Linked DNA regions of Mus musculus: all the other regions are linked to region 2. The links are chromatin loops, found by intact Hi-C in ENCODE. Cell type or tissue: left cerebral cortex. All regions are shown on one strand. Region 1 overlaps Gm35242 (a long non-coding RNA gene). Region 2 overlaps Col6a3 (collagen, type VI, alpha 3). Region 3 overlaps Gm35332 (a long non-coding RNA gene). Region 4 has its middle 20 kb from the start of Gm41918. Region 5 has its middle 14 kb from the start of Gm41918.

The links. A loop is a pair of places that touch in the nucleus more often than their neighbours do. Peaks named below come from ENCODE experiments on the same cell type or tissue, not always from the same donor. Only the 100,000 strongest peaks of a DNase experiment are listed, where the experiment ranks them.
Region 1: it touches region 2 in a loop (5-fold over the local background); 32 of 42 quality-filtered maps call a loop at or near these places.
Region 3: a loop joins it to region 2, with 8 times the contacts of the local background. A loop is called at or near these places in 2 of 42 quality-filtered maps.
Region 4: a loop joins it to region 2, with 2.7 times the contacts of the local background. A loop is called at or near these places in 6 of 42 quality-filtered maps.
Region 5: a loop joins it to region 2, with 4 times the contacts of the local background. A loop is called at or near these places in 4 of 42 quality-filtered maps.

Annotation. Positions count from the first base shown.
Region 1 is chr1:90,649,204-90,653,203 of GRCm38, reverse strand. It overlaps Gm35242 (a long non-coding RNA gene), which reads right to left. Exons shown (of 3, transcript XR_387261.3): 1 at 3,923-4,000; 2 at 2,775-2,858; 3 at 1-835. Among named protein-coding and RNA genes, the nearest start is that of Gm35242, 2.1 kb to the right of the region's middle. In left cerebral cortex, a CTCF peak has its summit at 2,352 (motif pointing left); DNase peaks (open chromatin) are centred at 491, 1,215, 2,255 and 3,875; H3K27ac peaks cover 306 bases.
Region 2 is chr1:90,838,873-90,842,872 of GRCm38, reverse strand. The region is part of intron 1 of Col6a3 (collagen, type VI, alpha 3); the gene reads left to right. Among named protein-coding and RNA genes, the nearest start is that of Col6a3, 3.1 kb to the left of the region's middle. In left cerebral cortex, a CTCF peak has its summit at 2,405 (motif pointing right); a DNase peak (open chromatin) is centred at 2,430.
Region 3 is chr1:90,689,150-90,693,149 of GRCm38, reverse strand. The region is part of intron 2 of Gm35332 (a long non-coding RNA gene); the gene reads left to right. Among named protein-coding and RNA genes, the nearest start is that of Gm35332, 13 kb to the left of the region's middle. In left cerebral cortex, a CTCF peak has its summit at 1,623; DNase peaks (open chromatin) are centred at 1,711 and 2,151; H3K27ac peaks cover 834 bases.
Region 4 is chr1:90,742,420-90,746,419 of GRCm38, reverse strand. No RefSeq gene overlaps it. Among named protein-coding and RNA genes, the nearest start is that of Gm41918, 20 kb to the left of the region's middle. In left cerebral cortex, no CTCF peak of the experiment used is centred here; a DNase peak (open chromatin) is centred at 2,267; H3K4me3 peaks cover 566 bases; H3K27ac peaks cover 530 bases.
Region 5 is chr1:90,748,097-90,752,096 of GRCm38, reverse strand. No RefSeq gene overlaps it. Among named protein-coding and RNA genes, the nearest start is that of Gm41918, 14 kb to the left of the region's middle. In left cerebral cortex, no CTCF peak of the experiment used is centred here; DNase peaks (open chromatin) are centred at 633, 1,694 and 3,301.

The sequences.
Region 1 (4,000 bases), 190 kb after region 2:
AGCTAGGGTCTCTTTAAGTCTGGACTAGGAGAGTAGGATCAGGAATGCAATGGGCAGTGTTCAGGAGCAGAGAGTCTTCTTAGAGAGTTTGAAAATGGACTTCTACATTGAAGGCCCTCACCTTTGCTTTCTCCTGAGAGATGGGTCAAGTGGTGCCTTCTGGGACTGTGCTGTGCCCTGAAAGGATTAATCTATTCTCTGGTTTGCCCAGGACATCAAGGCTGGACTCATCAGTTCCAGAAGTGTGCTGGGGGTGATGCCACAAGGTTGTCATTTCACTGAGAGCAAACATATCACTCACCCTGGTCCTAAGAAAACAGGGGACTGAAGAAATTGAACTGCCAGTAGAGAATTGTCCCCTAGATGGACATGTGGAAAACAGCTCTGGAGAGCCTAGCTTGTGACTCACAGGCAGTATCCCCCTGCCCCCCACTGCAGCTGTGGGCAGCGTGGCCACCTTCTGATTCACGTTTTCCAAGGTTACCCAGAAAAATGGAAACCATCTGGATACACCAGCTCCCACCCAGATGGATGCCCGCACAGTTCTCAGACTGGCATAGAAGCTTCCATAGTCCCTGCTTGCCCAGAGCAGCTTCCTCAGCTCTAAGGTCTGTCTAGCTCCATCATCATTGAACTCCAGGCCCGCTGATCCAGAAGGCTTCCACACAGGGCACCAAATGGACATGGAGGTGCCTGCCTGTAGCGAGGGTCCTTTTAAGGTCCCTTACTTGCTGTTCTTCTGGGTAACTCCAGGACGTCATGTGGTGCTCCTTCCATGAGCCATTTCTCATCTGACTTGGGTGCTGACACAAGGCTTCCTCTCTAATTTGGGGTTCTGAATATAAGGCAAAGAAAGGAGGGGTGTCCAGAAGGGAAGGCCATCCTGGGAGAGCCCTCAGAGGTTCCCAGCATCTGCTGTCTTGGGAATATCGCTCCAGCTGTGTGCAGCTGGCATCTCACAGTCCGATTACATGTGTGTGTTTGTGTGCGTGCGCGCACATGTGCGCAGATTTATGAAGAATTTTCCCATATGATAAGCCCCACTTGCATTTTAGATCTAAGAGCACCCAGTACAATCTAGAGCCTGGTAAAGGTTGCTCTCCTTGCCAGCTGCAGGGCCAGACTGCCTGGCCCTATTCCTACTCCCACATTGGCTGCCTGGCCCAGTTTCCTGGGGACAGTAATGGTTCATCTAGAGACTGCTGGAAGCCTGGAGGAGACACACCAGCTCCCTGAGGCCCTGGGGAGCACTCAGACAGACTTGGGGTGGGAGAAGGACAGAGAAAGTAGCCATTATAAAGTCACTACTGTGGGGTCCTGGAGTGTTGCCTGTCCTCTCTGGCTTGGGGTAGTAGTTTAAGTGTCCCTTTCAACAGCCACCCAGTTCCATTGGCCTTGAATGAGTCACCCCTTTAAGGCCAGCATGTGAAGCTAACATGGCTGTAAGAATCCTCCTGTTCTCTTGTTCTTGCAGACAGGCTGTGTTTCCATCAGCTACCCATCCTTGCTGTGGGCTTCACCTCTCTCCCAAAACCTTTTCCACCCCATTGCTCCAAAAGCCTAGGAAGGTTTGGACTCTGATTGTGGGCACATGGAGATGCTGGTCTGAGTGAGGTCCTGTTTCTAGAGACGGCAGAGATCTGTGTGGTGGACGGTGGCAGATCTGGTGCAGAAGCAAGGGTGAGAGGCCCTTTGCCTGGGTCATCTGCATGTTAGCAGAGGATATGGGGGATGGGTAGCCAGTACTGGAGGAGGGAGAGGAGGGGACAGCCTAATGGTGTTAGATGGGAGGGAGGCACAAGGGGAGATTGGGTAGGGGAGCACACAAGAACAGGGATGACAGCCAAGGCTCTGTGAAGCTGCTGAAGGCCCTACCCTTCCCAGGAAGGTGATGTGCTCTCCACACTACAAAGAATATCAGTTAGGAAACAGAATATCTTATGGAATGTGAGTGCAAGAGGCTTGGAGGCATGGGGGAGGGGCTGGAAGTCAGAGGCCAGCATTCACTTCCTTTCTGGAAGCATGACTTGGTGGGAGGGATAACGATAGCTTGCTGGATGTGCAAGGGCTGGAGTTTGTCTGGCTTTGGTGTAGGCCTGGGGCATTTCAGTAGTGTGGTGGGGAATCCACTGCTGAGACTGCAGAACAGCCCCTGGCAAAATGCCCTGTGCTTCAGAAAGCGGCTGCTGCCTGGCCAGACAAGGAACCAGACCCAGACAGTTTTTTCAGGAGGTGACCCTTCGCAAGGAAGGAGAGAGGCCCAGGCCTCTAAGATTTGAAGTCGCCTCCCCCACTTGAAGATACTTGAAGCAGCTGCCAGATGGACCACCTCCCCATGTTTCAAGGCTGCCATCTGGTGGAAGGCTGGGGAATAGCAAGTATCTTAAACAAGACCCTTTCCACTCCAGGGGCTCAAGCAACTATTGACAGGTAAAGTGGACAACATAGAGCCCTAAAGATCTTTTTGCCTGGGAGGAAGAGCATCTCTGGGCCTACTTGATTGACTGGCGAGCAGAGATGGTGATTAACCTACAAAGTGTCACTTGCCTCCCTCCAAGTTCTTCTGTGTCTCCACAGTACTGCTCTAAGCAATGCACAAGATACATGACACTCTTGTATTCAAACCTTGCCCAGCCTTTGGAACCCATGAGCATGCATTCACTCTTGTGTGTAGAGCATGATGGCCACAGAGATCAATGTCATCATGTAGCACGTGCCTGCATCAATCACCCTGCTGTCCCTTACTCACTCCAGTCTATCAGACTGCTACTTACAATTTACCGTGCTGTTCTCGTTACTCATCAGCTATTGAGACCCACTGTTTGAAAGGCCAAATGATGTCTCCTCCGACGAAGGTTCTGGAATGGAACAGATTAGCCTGGATTAGTCAGAATCTTGACAAGAAGGACATGAGGGTCAGTTCAGAGAGGCAGGCAGGCATGGAAGTTCACACTGGGGTGATGTGCTTTGGAAATCACCCACAGGTATCTACCTGTGACCTGTCATCTACCTGTGACCTGTCATCAATCCCCAAGGGAGTGTGGGAAATGTGTTGGTATGACCTCAGATAGGGGATTCCAAGAGGACTGGGTGCTGAGGTGGCCCCAAAGCATGGGTAACTGAGGACAGAAGGTTTCTCTCCCTTTTTGCCCAGCCAGTCACATGGCTCTTGAGCTAGGACAAAGGCCTTCATCCTGTGTGTTCCTTTCTATTGCTGATGTAAATGCCTTTGGAGAGTCAACATGGGACCAAAAGGGATGTTTCACCATACAGCTCCCATCCATCATGAAGAGAAGTCAGGGCAGGGACTCAGGGCAAAAACTGAAGCAGGGGCCAAGAAGGCACCCCACTCACTGGCTTGATCTCCTTGGCTTGCTGAGCTTGTTTTCAAGTGATGCCTAGGACCATCCTGGCTGTGGCACCACCCATGGTGGGCTTGGTCTTCCCTCGTCAACCATTAAGCAAGAAAATGCCCCACAGACATTTCCACAGGCCAACTGATGGAGGCGTTCTCTCAGATGAGAGTTCCATCCTCTCAGGGGAGACTCCAGCTTATGTCCAATTGACAACACGAACCAATATGGCCTCCTTTCTGATTATCCCAGTGTGCCTATAGGAAAAAGCCTTCAGCATCCCTATGCCTCCGTTCTCGTGTGTATTTCCCATTTCTACCATATGAAGTTCTTTTTCCTCTGAGGGGAAGAGCTGGTGTGGGGAGCAGCTTCCTGACACTTTGGAGTTATGCCCCAGGGTGGGCCCTGCTATTTACAGCACGCTGCAGTTCAGTGTGAGTCGGATCCAGCCCACCGTCCCCAGACACACTCAAGTCTTCTCCCAGCCAACCACACACTTTCCTTGCAGGGATTCCCACACTCCAGCAAATATTCACAGCAAGTCTGTTCACTCCCCGAATGTTCCATACCATGTTCGTGTTCTCTGCAGCAAGAGCAAGCCTGAGGGGCTGAGCACTTTTATGCACAGTTAGGCTAGGGAACTCGGG
Region 2 (4,000 bases):
GGTTCATTGGAGTACTGGAGAAAGGCTAAGAAAAATGAATTTCACAAAAGCCCAGGCAAACTTAGGGACTGGTGTGGACTTCAAGAACAAGTTGTATGAGCACCAGTGGGCACACTACACCCTAGAGAAGTCATTTCTCTCCCTACCCCGAGCTGACTCCAGATGAAAACCCCAGAGTCTCAGAGCTTCAAGGGGATTCATGGGACCTGAGGACAGTTCCCAGCTTCCCAGAGCAAGCTGAAATGTGGAAAAGACTTTAAAATAAAAATCATATTGCTTTTAACAAAAACAATATGGGACCAACTGATTGCTGTAGCTTCCACTACTGGGACTTTTTGACTTCTTTCCTGGGTGATTCTGGGCTAGAAGATTCCAGTGCTGTCATCCTTGGCTTATGGGTGAAGAGAGAGAAGCTCTGAGATGCTGGACTACTGGCCGGGCCCACCTGAGTGTCTGACTTTCAGTAGCATCCTTTCCCATTGATGGAGCCATGGAGTTGATGAGCCAGCAGTAGGGGACCCTTTAGATCTCCATGTGGGATGGGCTGACAGACTGATCCCCTCTGAGGAGACTGTTCATCTGTTACAATCTGTTCAAAGCCATAGGACACTTGACTCAGTTTTCACAAAGGTACACAACTCATGGGGAATGAAGGGAGGCCCACGCGGGATTCCACTCAGGAGGCCAGCTTGATGGCACAGAGGGCTTACAGTAATAGCCTGAATTTTGTGCTGTGGGTTTCTGCTGAGGCTGAAGGAATGGGGTGTAGAACTTCTTTGAGAGAGATTTATGATTGGGGACAGTGGTCCAATGTCTGGGCATCTTTCATCAAGCAAAACTTTACATTGTCACAAAGGGAATATTCTCTCTCTCTCTCTCTCTCTCTCTCTCTCTCTCTCTCTCTCTCTCAGCAGAGGAAAGGCATTCAGCTGACACTGGGTGGGGAAGATGGTCAGGATGGGTGACAGAGAATGGTTCTCCTGGATTTTTTCAGTCTGGGAACTAGAGGGTGTGGCCCCAGTGCCTTCCTTGAGGGTGACTGAGGTATCCTTTGGCCTAAGAGCGTATCTTACCTTGGAGGTGTGTACCACACCCCGTTCTGGTGGAGACCGTCAAGCTTGGGAACCTAATGATGTATCTGAGACAAGATAAGCATGGTTCAGATCGAGAACTGTCTGTGTCTCTGCACTGTGCTGTATCCTATGATAACTGCAATTCTGTGACTTCAGACAGTACAATCTACAATGTATCAATGACCACAGAGTACAGAAAGTTCCTCTATTCACCCAGCTTCTGGAGCTGTGAACTCTGACCTTAGTTTTGGAGTAAAACCTACAGACCCCAGTGCTCAAGGCCACGGTCTCCTCCTGAAACCACCTTCCTTCTTTGGAGTGGGTGGAGACATGTACTACTATCCAGGGCTTGGTTTGCTTTCCCGCTCTTTCCGGACGTTTGGTGACTTGGAGAAAGAGTGGCTAAAATAGAGCGCTGCTGTATGTGCTGTGACACCACCTGCTTTTATGCGAAATTCCACATTCAGGATTGAAAATTCACTAGTGAGTTGCCAACTGTGTTGTGTAAGATGCTCTTGCAGGATGCAAACAATGAAACTCTGTGGAAGAAGCTGCGAATCTGGTGTCTCTTGGGGATGGGCAGCAGGTGATGTCCAGGGCTGAAGGAGGCACTGTGTACTGAGGAAGCTTTTCTCCACTGACTGACCCACAGGCAGGAACTGCACATGGTGTCCTGGCTGTGGCAGACAGGCAGTAAAAACACACACAAATAGTTGGTGACTTGGGAAGTGACATTTTAAAATCCCGTCGGTAGCTCAGCCAAACCCAGAAAGTGCTTCAAATTTTAAGATTTAAAAAAAAAATATTTCTAATCATGTACGCGCACATGTGTGGGTGTGAACACCAGTGTAGGTGTCTGCAGTGGCCAGAGGTGTTGGATCCCTCTGGAGCTGGAGTTGCGGGTGGTTGTGAGCAACCTCACATCGGAACTAAACTCAGGTCCGGTGCGAGAGCAATGAGTGCTCTCACCCGCTGAGCCCTCTCTCCAGGCCTGCTCCAGGTTCTAACACACATTGTTAAAGTACATGAGGACATTTCTCTCTATTCTGCTTATCCTCTTATAAAGCTTCTTGGTGCTGCTCATGGTCCAAACCCCAAGTGATAATTCCCCATAAAACCCACTGCCATCCCGATCATGGCAGTGAGTATCTTGTTGGGGAGTGCCAGCCAGGTCCTGGTTCTTAAAAAGAGAGATCCTCTGTAGCAATGAATTTTATGTTAGGTTTTAAAACTGAAACTCTTAATGCATCCCAATATCCCGGGTCTGTTTTGGGAAAGGAAGTTTGAGTGGGCACATGGCTGCTTCTGGGAATGCATTCTGGACTCTTTTCTCTAGAGGGCAGTGTATCCCTTGGCGTGCCTGGAAAATCCAAGTTCCTGGCGGTTTCCAGGGTGGGGTTTCAGGGCTCATAGGGAGTCAACAATTTACACCCCAGCTTGTGGGTGGCAGCTAGGATTGGCTGTTCCAGCCCAGTCTCTGTGCCGGGCATACATTTAAAATTCCATTTTTCTTCCTTGCTTGTGTATGAGCATTCAGAAATGAAATTATGCCTTCATACAACACATTCTCTGCTCTTAAGTAATTCCAGGTCAAGAGCATCGGGCAACTGGCAAATTTTAAAGGAAACATTGCCTGAATCTAAGTTATAAGCGCTCCCATGGAAAACATGGGGACTAAAGCATGCTCGCACACACACTGTATAGTCTCTTATTTGAACCCCGGAGAAGGTATTAACGTCCCCTAATCTGATAGCTCTTGAAGGGTGCACAGTCTGCCCTTTGCTGCTCTTCCCAGCAGAGAAACATATTTGAAAGAATTTCACATAACCATCTCATTTCACATAAACATCTCATTTTAAGTATTTGATGATTAAAATACATTGTCGACTCTCTGACTTTTCATCATTTATCAGAGAGGCCCTGAGGCACTGAATTTCATCTCAGAGTACCGCTACCTTCTCTTAGTTGTCCCACAACATGGTCTCAGGATTGCTTATCAATCAGGCTCCAGGATGCTAAGTTTCAAGATCAGGTTGGCAAAATTCATGACTTCTGTTTGGCTATTGAGATAGCGCAGAGAACATTGTCTTGGTGTCTTTCTGGGGTCATGGGATGTGTTACTCAGAGAGGTGACATGCTGGTGTGTGGCTACAGTGTTAGGAGCAGTAATAAAGCCAGCCCCACCCAATGTTCTGCGCCTGCCTGATGGATTCCACCAAGCATGCACGCAGGACCCAGGCATGGGGGCAGGGTGGGATGAATAGGCCTTAAGAAATACCGTGGAAGAAAGGTATCTTATGTTTCCCACGTTTTCTTTGGAGTAGATGTGGCAGCGGAGTCACTGTTGTTTGAAAAACTCTGGAGGATCTGGGATCTATAGCTCCTTGGTGTGGGGGGGGGGGAGTGGTTCCCTGTGCCATGGAATCTAGAAGTGGTAACGCATGTCTAGAATCCCAGCGTTTTGAAGATGGAGATAGGGGGATCAGAAATTCAGGGCTAGTCTTGGCTACAGTGTGAGTTTCAGGCCAGGCAGGGTGACATATGTGAAACTGTCTCAAGAAAAAAAAAATATTTGGATGTTCGAAAAATGGGAGAAATGAAACAAATAGAGAATGCTTTGCCAAGTCACCATCCACCATTCACCTTGCAGCGTCTGGCTGTGTGGTGCCCAGTGCCATCCTCTCTCCTCACTAACTTTAGCAATCAGGAAATATGGGGAGCTGTTTGTGAGCTGGAAGTGACCAGGGAAAGCCTCACTGGGAGCCATCTTTGTGGAGCCTCCCCCCACCATGTGCTCTGTATCCCCGATTTCCACAGTCCCAGTGCTTTGGGAATTGTCCGCTGGAAGGAAGAGCTCATGGGCCACTTTAATTTCAGAATTGACCAGCAGCTGGAGATGACTCAGGTCTCAGGGGGAACTATTCCAG
Region 3 (4,000 bases), 150 kb after region 2:
CTGACACAGAAGAGCAATTGCTCACTACAGCTCTCTGTCTTGCCAGGCTTCCTCTTGCTGCCTGCTGTGGGTCCCCTTTCACGTGCTCACTGGAATTTCTGGGTGGCCAGCACCAAGGTGGATAGTTGAGGTTTGCAAAACCCCCAGGAATTCTTGGAGCATGGCACTTCCTAGATAGTGTGCAGTCATCTCTCTGCTATTCAGAGTTCTCACATGCTTGCACACATTCACATACAACACCCAGGGGTTTTGTTGCACTTGAAGGACAAGGGAGGGGAGGGTACCTTTACCCATGTTCTCGGAAGCAGCACTTCCTTCCCTCTAGTCCATGTGAGGCTATGTGACCTCATGTTCATACCTACTTTTAAAATCTTTTAATAGTTTCTGCAGGGTTTGCAATAATGAAATATTCAACAATCGGTGCCCACCCTTAAATAACAATTCAGGGACCTTGAGGCAGAGTATCCAGCTCTCGCCACACACACACCAGCTCCTCTCTGTACCTACTATACAACTCCAACATGCTGGAACCTATGACCAATTTACACAGTTATCTTTAAATCGATCAGGAATATGATGTGGAAAGGTGGGGACTTTGTTCTACCCTCATTATCTTTCTTTCCCACATCGCTTCCTTTCTTCATGGAGTTCACAGTTCCTGACTGAAGACAAACACATCTCCTAGGCTGGGTCTACTGACAGGAATCCCTTAGTGTTTGCCTGAGAAAACCATTATTCATCTCCCCTAGCAAGGGTAACTTTGTAGAACATAACTCCCAAGTCTACACTCCTGGGAGACCAAAGGTAGGCTGTGCTGCTGGCAATGTAGGCTCTGCATGTCTTCAGCATTTCCCTGTATTGTACCAATCTACAGGTCACCAACGCAAAGCTGCTTTTGGCTGGGGTGTTTTGGCACAGGGTTGAACTGAGGACAGTGTCTTTGTGCCTGTCACACACATTAATCTCTTGTCACTTATTTGTGCAGCAGGTGCTCCTTCTAAGATGCAGGCCACCTTTGTGCTTGCTTGTTGAACCAACAGGGCACTTTGCTCTTAATGAGAAGGTGCCTTGTTCTATTGAGCCCCACCTTTCCGCTAATGGTTTTTAATTCTAGAATTCTTTAGAAGATTATTTCTTTACAGTTCTATCCTCTTGCGTTGGATGCTATTGCTTCTGTCATCCTGCCTTGGGAGTTATTTCTTTTCTACCTTGCTGGACCTTGAGTCTGATGCTGAGTTCATTTCTGTGTATTCTTTCCTTGCACCTTGGTGCATGTTGTTTAGGGAGAGGGGCATTTTGATGCCTAGGTAGTAGGGTTGGTTTTTCTTTCCCTTTTTTACTTAAGTTAGTCCATAAATTTTATTGTGTAGTCATCAGTGAGCCTGGGCTGTGTTTCTCATTTCTTTTTCTCAGTCTCTGTCTAGAGCAGGAGATCTTAGCATCTCTGTACCACCCACGTTGCAGAAGCTATACTCTGGTCAAGTACATGAATGGATGCTTGCTCTGAGAAAAGTGACTTCTGGACACTAAGAGGAGTATTGTGTAATGTATAGTTGTTGCTATGGGGTATGGAAAAGGCTCACATACATATTTGATCTTTGAATTTACACTGCCCCTGCTGGCTGCCTCTAAATAAACTGAATATTTGCCTGAGATTTCCTTAACTTGTTAGCAAAGCCCTCCTCTGCAGCCTCTCCCACAGTTCTGTTTCTAGTATGATCAGTTCCACAAAAGCCAGATGGGCCCCAGCAAAACCGATGCAAGGGGTGGAGGTGGCACGAGGACATAGCTTGGCTGTGATGTAGTCTCTGTCCAGCTGGAAGTAAATCACAGAGCTCTGCCGTCCCTAGTTTGCTGGCCAGTCCGGCCTCCAAAAGGTTCTTCAATGAGGGTCACCACATGCTGGATTCTGCAGCGTTCCAAGGCCAGAAATAGAAAAGGCTCCAGATTTCAATAATGTGAGACTTCCGTTGTTGAATTACCCTATAGCACAAAGGCCTATGCTCCAAGTCTCCCCTCCCCATAACCTCAAAGGCAGGAGGGTACTTCTCAATTTCTCCCGTCCGTCCTGTGCTCAGCAGATGTCCAGGCCCCTGTGGTGTCTGTGGAGTCCTCAGCCAGGAGGATCCAAATCAGCAGTGTGGGGGAGGAGGTGTTGAGAACACAGACCTGCCTGAGTCATTCTTTGTGTTACTAACGTCTCTAAGATACAGTGTTTCCCAGGGTCCCGAGCCCACAGAGTGATATATAGCTGTTGCTACATGTGTCCTCACTGAAAACTAGTGATGAGAAGCAGCTGCTGGCCACTACTGCTAATCATACATGTCCATATTTCTCATCTGTTTGAAAAGCAGTCATTCCCCCTGATGGGTCTCCCAAGTCTGAGCAGCTGAGCTTCCAGGCCTGCCATAAAACCCAGTACCTCATCCTCCTGTCTCCCTGCTTGATTCAACTTGGTCATGGCTGAGCCCCAAGCCAGCTCCACACCCTCAGCCCTGTGAGAATAACAGGCTGTCTGGGGATTCTCATTATGTCACTGTGGAAGACAAGAGGTCACAGGAAGCCGGGACAGTCAGGGTAGAACAGAACAAATTGGTCAGGATATGGTTCCTTAAACACCCTTGACTTCTCTTGATTGCTGTGGTCTCCTTCATGGCTCTCCTGAAACACCCACACTGGCCCACATGCCAAATACATGCATCTTGTAGACACTTCAGAAACACACCATATTCATGCCATACCACACACCATGCATAAGCCACACAAATGCACATACACACACACACACACACACAAAATATACCAGAGATATGTAAACACACATGTCACACACATACATGTCACATATGCACACATGACATACACATACCGTACCAATCAAATCCCTCCCACAGACATACCATATATGTAAACCACCTGTCAATACAAAAATATGCACAATAAAAGACTTGCACTATCCCAAGGGTGGTCTCTCTGCTTCCTGCTTGCAGACAGAGATGTAAGCTTTCAGCCATTCCTGCTGTCATGCCTTTGCTTCGCCATCACGGATCTTCACCCTCTGAAACCATAAGCCCAACTAAATCATTTCCATTATAAGTTACTGTGGTCACAGTGTTTTATCACAGCAATAAAAACCCTAATAGAATAGGCAACTCGCTTTTCCTCATTTTATTAGTTCTTTGAGAGTCAATGTATTTTGATCATAGTCCAGCTAAGCAACTACTGGAAATTGACAGCTGCTGGGAGAGGGGAAAGCCTGTTTCTTTAAGACCGAGACCAAGAATTTCATAAATCCATTGTTTTTAATAGCTGAGTAGTACTCCATTGTGTAAATGTACCACATTTTCTGTATCCATTCTTCTGTTGAGGGACATCTGGGTTCTTTCCAGCTTCTGGCTATTATAAATAAGGCTGCTATGAACATAGTGGAGCATGTGTTCTTATTACCAGTTGGAACTTCTTCTGGGTATATGCCCAGGAGAGGTATTGCTGGATTTTGAAATGTATATAAAGAAAACATCTAATAATAAATAAATAAATATTTTAAAAATTCTGGCTGAGGGCTGGAGAGATGGCTCAGAAGTTAAGGCTGCTCTTCTAGAGGTCCTGAATTCAAGTCCCAGCAACCACGTGTGGCTCACAACCATCTGTAATGGGATCCGATGCCCTCTTCTGGTGTGTCTGAAGACATTGACAGTGTGCTCATATACATAAATTAAATAAATAAATCTTTTTTAAAAAAAAAAAAAGAAGGAAAGGAAGAAAGGAAGGAAGGGAGGGAGGGAGGGAGGGAGGGAGGGAGGGAGGAAGGAAGGAAGGAAGGAAGGAAGGAAGGAAGGAAGGAAGAAGAAAAAATCTGGCTGAGCAAGCTATAAAAAGCAAGCTAGTAAGCAGCACTCTTCCATAGCCTCTGCATCTGCATCTGCCCTGGGCTTCTGCCTGCTTGAGTTCCTGCCCTCACTGCTTCTGATGAGCCATTATATGGAACAGTGAGTGAAAT
Region 4 (4,000 bases), 96 kb after region 2:
GACCTGCTATCCTGCAGAGGGGGTTGAGAGCAAAGCCTACATTTTTGTTGTATTGAAAAGCTGAAGACTTTTTGTAATGTTTGTAATGAGCTCTTGGGACATTGGAGTTTCTGGTTTCTGCAGACTTCCGCCCCCTCCTTCCCCCTGGGTTTGGAAAGTGATGTGGTGAGACTAATGGTCACTTATGTGCCCAAGAATCTTTTTCCTCCCATTTTTATGTGCGCTGGTGTGGTGTGCATGTATGGATACGAACATTTGCATGTGCAAAGACATAAGTGTGTATGTGGGTGCACACACACACACATATACACACATACACATGGGTATGTGTGCGCATGGACATCTGAGCTTGACACTGGGAATCGTCCTTGATCTCCCTTCCACCTCATTCATTAGGACAACCTCTCTCAACCAACCCTGGAGCTTGCTGCTAGGGCTCTTCTCACTAGCTTCCTCTGGCCATTGCCTATCTCTATTTTCTAGGACTAGACTCACAGTCAGGCTGCCACACCCACCTGCATTTGCATGAGCTCTGACTTAGCAGCAAACTTAGACCACCAAGCCATCTTTCTATCCCCCAACAGCCGATCTTTCTGTAACAGCTGGTAACTTTTAAGAGCTTTATTACAAGAGTCAGATTTATTAACCCGTCTTTTCTTCTCAACTCCCAATCCACAAAATTTAGTTCTGAATAAATATGAAAAACTCCGACTGGATGTTCACGTATGAGTTAACTGCCAATAATATGATTTGAGAATAGAACAAGACTCCACGTTTTTGGCCTTCATTATTTACATTTACAATTGGGCTCCTCTCAAGCGACCAACATTATGACTATAGCAAAAAACATCTGAGTGACAGGCCAGTGGTTAGTAACAGCGTTATGTGACAGTCATATTATTTCTCCCATGATGTGAGGCTGTTAAGAAAACCCATACTCTCTCCACGCAGCTATGAAATGTGGAAATAAAGTAGTGTTGTGATAAGAATGTCTCTTCTCCTTCACCTCACTCTGTGCTGAATTAGTAAATGGAGCCCCTGAACCTTCTGGGAGCCATTTAGTGATTTTAATGAGTCTGAGGAAGAGGAGCCGGTTGGTGGCTGGTGGGTCAGGAGCTCAGGTCACATAAATGGGGCTTATGGCCAGCAGCTGGAGGTGGAAGCAGTCTTTGGGACAAAGCCCTGAGAGGCCTCCTCCAGGCAGATGGTCTCAAAGCTGTATTGGGTTGTATCACACCCAGCTGATGTTGTCTGCTTGGATGGGGAAGCCCTGCCCTGCACATCTGGAGCAGGTGGCAAGAGCTAGCTAGCAGAGGAGAAGCTGGGCTTGGGTTTGAGCTGAATGTCCCATTATCCTCAGACATTTTTCTAAGTTTAAACTCTGCATTAGAGGAAGTAGAGGCCATTGTGGGCATCGGCTGGAAATCATACAGCAGCACAGATCCACACAGGAATAAGGACTTTAGAGGAGTTGGGAAATGGCCACCACAGCTTCCCTTACACCTGAGTGCTTCTGCTTCACTATCTGGGAAATAAGACAATATTACAGTTGAAGACACAAAGAATAAGACAATGTTACATTGGAAGATACAAAAAAAAAAAAAAAAAAAAAAAAAAAAAAAAAAAAAAAAAAAAAAAAAGGCAGTTGAATCCGGGGCTGAAAAACCAGACTTTAATATAGGATAGCTTCTTGCTACAGGAGAATCCTAGCCTAGCTGTCTTGGTAAGTTCCTTAGCCTTTCCTGCCTCAGTTTCCCTGTCTGTAAAATAAGGCTAACAGCACCTAGATTTTAGGGTCATCAAAAGAACGAAGGAAACAGACACCCCTAGCATTAGCTAGCACATGGCTGCTCTCACTATTTGCCCCTCTACTTCTGTATTTTAAAATACCAAGTATCCTAGCTCCCTCTACAATACAATACTTCCTGAGTTCTCTGGGCTTTTATTATAGTGTGATATAACTCTAACTTTAGAATAGTCAAAGCAAAGGCCAGACTAAAATGAATTCTCTTCTCCATTGTTCTAAAGCTGGCTGAGAAAATGATCAGCCTAGAAGATGGCAGTCCTGGGTGGAAAGAGGAGGAGGGAGGGGTCCATTCTTCTATAAAAGGAGATTCGCTGAGTAAACAACGCTGCGTGGCCGAGCATGGTCCAGATGAGCAATGATTTATGAGTGGGAAATCTGGGCCGCCCGGCTTCAGCTAAACAGTGGGGGAAGATGGAAAGCAGATGTCTGACCTTCATCCCAGAGGCCCTCGGGTGAAGAGCGAGTGGGAGCAGGGCGAAAAGCATCCAGGGAGCTCCAGGAGCCTGGGAGCTCCGGGGAGCCGCGGAGAGAGCAAGGAGGGGGAGGGCAGCAGAGAGAAAAGGCTGATGGGAAGTCAAGCTCCTCAGCAAGACCTGGTGCTTGTGAGGGACATGCATATTGTTCTCACGGGTTCCTATGGAAACGGGTTCATTGATGGATTGCTTGGTGCTTGGATTACAAGCGCGCGCATGTGTGTATGTGTGTGTGTGTGTGTGTGTGTGTGTGTGTGTGTGTGTGAGAGAGAGAGAGAGAGAGAGAGAGAGAGAGAGAGAGAGAGAGAGAGAGAATGTGTGCCAGTGAGTGTGAGTAGAGTGAGTTTGTGTGTGTATGTGAGCATAAATGTAGGTGTATGTGAATAAGTGTGTGTGTATGTATGTATGAGGAGGTGTGTATGAGTGTACAAATGTGTGTGTGTGTGTGTGTATGTATGAGTGAGAATGTGTGTGGGTGAGTGTGAGTAGAGTGAGATTATGTGTGTGTGAACATGAATGTAGATGTATGTGAATATGTCTGTGTGTGTGTATGAGTAGGTGTGTATGAGTGTACAAGTGTGTATGTGTGTGGACATGTCTGAGAGGTTGTGTTTGTTAGTACTGTGCCTGTACATGTGTTTATGAGTTTGGCAAATGCACGTGTGTGTGTGTGTGTGTGTGTGTGTGTGTGTTATATTTGTGAGTGGCATGTATGTGTGAGCATACACAAGTGCCTATACACAATACACTTCAAAACACTGTGGTAAACTATTGCAAAACATTGTAGTAAACTATCTCTTCTTTTTTTTCAACCAAATCTCTGCAGAAGTTCAATGTCCTAAAACCTGAAAACAAGACTAGGTTTTAATGTAATTCTAACAAAGCTGAAGTCATTCTAGAGTCTGTCCTCACTGATGAACAAATGGAAAGAGAAGGGAAACCTGGTATCAGGGCTGGCAAATGGGGGGTCAGAGATTAAGTTTTGTCCACAGCTTATTTTATAAAGTTCATGATTACATGTCCTGCAAAGTCTCACATGACATTTGGGCCATGTCTGACCATTTGTCAGAAAGTCTGCTAATTCTTGGTCCAGACTATGTCACTATTACAAGTGAAGTATTCCATGGGTCAGTAAGATGACGCCACCTGCGAGTGGACAGTTGCTTGGAATACATCAGACGCTACAGGGTTCTGCCTGGTTACAAATATGTCCCCTCACTAACTGTCGAGCCCCTGCAAACCACCTGAGAAGCTGGTACTCATCTGCCAGATCTTACAGGAGCGTGACTCATGGACCACAAAAAGTCAGGGGAGACAGATGTTTCTTGCACTTTGACAATTTCCACAGAACAAGGCACACAAGGAGAGACGGATATCAGATAACCATGGCTGAGGTGTGTATAAACCACAAGGTTAATATGTTAATTATGATGAAATAATGAACCCACATGATAATTAAGCTAATGGCAACTAAAATCAATTGTGGGTTGGGTGTGTCGGGCACTGCTGAGCTGCGCATGTCTTGTGAGCTACCATGCTTAGCTCTCATCCTAACCCCCTGAGAATAGACTCAAAACGAAGGTGACATCTTTGAGGCCAAGGAACCACAAAAAGGCTGATGCGTGGTCTGAGGTCCAGCTCTGAGCCTTCAGTGTTATCATTTCTCAGATGAAAATCCAAACAAAGTGTTCAGGTATAACTAAGTAGGACACAAATGGAA
Region 5 (4,000 bases), 91 kb after region 2:
AGACAATTTTCAGGCATCAATTCTTTCCTTCTACCTTGTGGGTCCTGGAGATTAAACTCAAGTCATTAAGCCCAACTTGCCGAGCCGTTCTGCTGGTCTCTACTTTTAAATGATATGTTTTAGTGTGGAGAATGTTATTTCTGAAAATCTGGACAACTTCCATTTATTATTCCACAGCAATTGCATATCAGCCAACTGTAGTCCAGATGCGTGGACTTCGTGACCTAGAGACTGCTCTGACACCATAAGGACGAAGGCTAAGCTTGAGATCAAAAGCATCCACCGCCATTGTGGAAACTTGTATGAATTAGCCATGATTCATTTCTAGGAAAGTATTTGTTGCTGTGTTTGCCATAGAAACCCTGCTGTCTAGCCTTGGCACTGGGTTGGCAATTTCACGTACATTATTTCCTTTTACTTCCCAGCAGGCCCATGAAGAGGGCACAAAGGGAAGATGATACAGTGATGATGAAGGCTTCATTAAAGAGGCAGGGAGGGCACAATAAGCCCACTGCACAGATGGAGGAATCAAGTTCTGAGAGATTCAGACTAACTGTCAAGGCTATACATGTAGAGAGGGGATGGAGAGAAATGGGTGGGAGGCAGACAGATGGAGAGAAGCACAGCGAGGAATTCACACATCACCAGATTTCAAACACATCCAACAGCTGCTCTGTGTGGTCAGAGGAAGGCTGAGAAAACACAGCCACACCATGTTCTGTTTCTCTCTTTGGTGACTGAGCAGCATCGACTGGCAGACGTGACTGTCCACTTGTGAGAGTCCCCCATCAGATGTTCTTGAGACCAGGGACTCGGCTTCAGCTCATCCCTCAGCTTTGAGTGCAGGCCTGGGCATGCAGGAAGTGAGCAGAGATGTCCTGTCAACATCTCTGGATACCTTTTTCCTTGGCAACATTGCCCCTCCCCCCCCCCCCCGCCCCCGCCGCCAAATGCTAGAGCCATAACTTAAGCACTTTCCTAAAAGTAATTTGAACTGTGAAGTACAGAACTTGTCCTATAAAGATAAAGCAGGACAGGGGCTCTCTCAAGATCACCCATATACCATTTGCAACCATTTGCGTTGTCAGCAACTTCAGAGCTGACTGCATATGATGCATTTAAAAAATATTTTATTGATTGAAAATTTCATGCATGTATATACAATGTATTTAAATCTTTTCCATCCATACCTCCTCCATCAACCTCCCCTAGAACCTAAGGAAGTTATTTTGATTAGAATTGTCCCATCTTTGCCAAAGGTGTGTGGTGTGTCTGAGACAGGGCAGCCTGGGTCATGGAAGGTGTGCTGGGATAGTGTTATGGTCGCCCCACACACAGCACTGGAGGGAAGTTTCCACCACGCAGGTTCTTTAGCTCAGCTCCACTGATGCCCACCTTAAATCAGAGACACGTAGGACAGATACAGAGCTCATGCTATTTGCAGAAAACCAAGAGTGCTCCCGAATGCCCGAAGGCATACAAAACAGAACTCGTCTTTTCTGCTTCTCTATCTGAGGCTTCAAGGGAGCCAAGTGTCATCTTGAATTCAGGACTTGTTTGAAGTCATCTCTATCTCCGTTGTGCTTAGTGGAAGATCTAGGGAGAACACTGCCTCCACTCGCAGTGGCCACTGCACACAGAACTCACTTCCTCCTTTGGCAAGCATGGCCCTGGGAATGTGGTTGCTTTTTACAGCATCTGTTCTCCATTAGGGCATCTGACAGTTCCTGACGCTGTGATGCAGCCAAGCGGGGAGCTGTGTGTGGAGGCCGTGCAGTGAGGTGTATTACTGACTGGTTAGTGGTGACCAGCGGAATCCCTGATTCACTAAGCCAGAGCTCTGGTTGTGGGTTGCCGAGCTCTGCTCCTGATTCAGTGCTGTGGACAAAAACAAGGCAGAGAGAATATTCTCACGGATGGATGCCATGAAGCTGAGAAAAAAGGGATGAGATCTGGACAGAAGGACCCTGATTTATAAAAGTCAGACCGGATGTGGTAGCACTTGCCTCTGCTTTCAGCTCTAGGAGTTTGAGGGCAGCCTGGTCTACCCAAGGAGTTTCCAGGTTAGCCTGGGCTACATAATGAGACCTTGTGTGCTAGCTAGTTTTATGTCAAGTTGGTACAAGCCAGAGTCATCCAAGAGCAGGGAACCTCAATTGAGAAAAAAAAAATGGATCCATGGGCTGGAGAGATGGCTCAGAGGTTAAGAGAAAATGGATCCATAAGATTGGGCTATAGGCCTAGGCATGTTCTTAGTGATTGGTGTGGGCAGCCCAACTCATTGTGGGTTGTGCCACTTGTGGGTTGGTGGTCTTAGGTATTATAAGAAAGCAGACTGAGGGGTGGAGAGATTGCTCAGTGGTTAAGAACACTGGTTGCTCTTCCAGAGGTCCTGAGTTCAATCCCCAGCAAACACATGGTGACTCACAACCATCTGTAATGGGATCTAATGCCTTCTTCTGGCATACAGATAGAGCACTCATGGATAAAATAAATAAAATTTTAAAAATAAGAAAAAGAAAGCAGGCTAAGCAATCCATAGAGAGAAAGCCAGTATGCAGTGTCCTTCCATGGCCTCTGCATCAGTCCCTGCCTCCCTATTCCTGCCCTGTTTGAATTCCTACCCTAACTTCCTTCAACAATGAACAATGATATGGAAACATAAGCCAACTACTTTTCTCCTCAAGTTGCTTTGGTAATGGTGTTTCATAATAGCAACAGAAACCTAAGTAAAAACCCTGTCTCAAAATTAATTGATTGATTGATTGATTGATTAAAATAGACAACTGATCTACCTCCCACTATAGGATGAAGGATGGCACTAGTGTACTGCAACATTGACCCAGTTTAATCAGAACACATACAGACTGAACTTAGTCTACAATGAACCAGACAGAAGGCTAGTTTGATCTCATGCAGAGAATGGTGAGGTATCCAGGAGGAAGGCTGATTAGAACATGTCTATGTGACTGCCACTCTGTATGGCTTTACAGAATCAATAGTATGTGGAGGACACTGTGCCCAGGTGTAGGGAATCTGCCAGAATGTGTTCTGAGAGTAAGGTTCCACATGACAAAGAGAAGATGCAGGAAGGAGCCTGTGGCTCCATCCTCTGTCTATGTGCAAAGCTTTCTGGTGGGAGAAAGACCTTCCTTGTTCTCCTTAGGCCTAAGGGATGAAAGCACAGGGATGCCGGTAGGAAATGGGCGGGACTGCCCAGAGTTTGGCTGTGTGCTTTATGCCAAGTAGATTCTAGTCCAGACTGTCACCATGAGGCAGGGGAGACTCCAGATGGAGTTTTCATCATACGACTTTCAGGCTCAGCAGCCAAGTTTGCCCAGGAAACGCTCCAAGGTAGAGATGAAAGCCATACTGAGCTTTGAAGAACACAGAGGCCTGGGCTGCAGGGGTGCTGGAAGTGTCCCAGAAGTCACAGGGCAAAAGAGCAGCATGCTGGGTGACCAGACAGAGTCAGGAGAATGGAGCAGTTGGTGGCTCCTGAAGTTAGACTTGTGTTTGATTATACTCTGCCACTGGATAGCCTTGTGATCTGGGTTCTGTAGATAGAAGAATGGCCCTGCAAAGATGCCTCTATCTCAGACCTTGGGACCTGTATGTAAACATGTCATGTTACATAGCATAGGGACTTGAGGTTGAAAATGGAGTTGAATTTATCTTGAACTATCTGATGGAGATGATGTAACAACAAAGGTGGAAGAATAGGGGTGTGGGGACTGCTTAGCTGGCCAAATGCTTGCCGTGCAAGCATGCCACGAGTTCAGTTTCTAGAGTCCAAGTAGAAAAGCTGGTCATGTTGGCACATACATTTAGAGATGGAAATGGGAGACTCCTGGAGGTTCACTGGCCAGCCATTTTAGCCAGTTCATCAGCTCCAGTTCCAGTGAGAGACTCTGCTTCAAGATGAACAGCTGAGGGTGACACCTGAGGTTGACTTCTAATCTTCACAGGCATGTGCATGGTCACATGCGTCTGTACACAT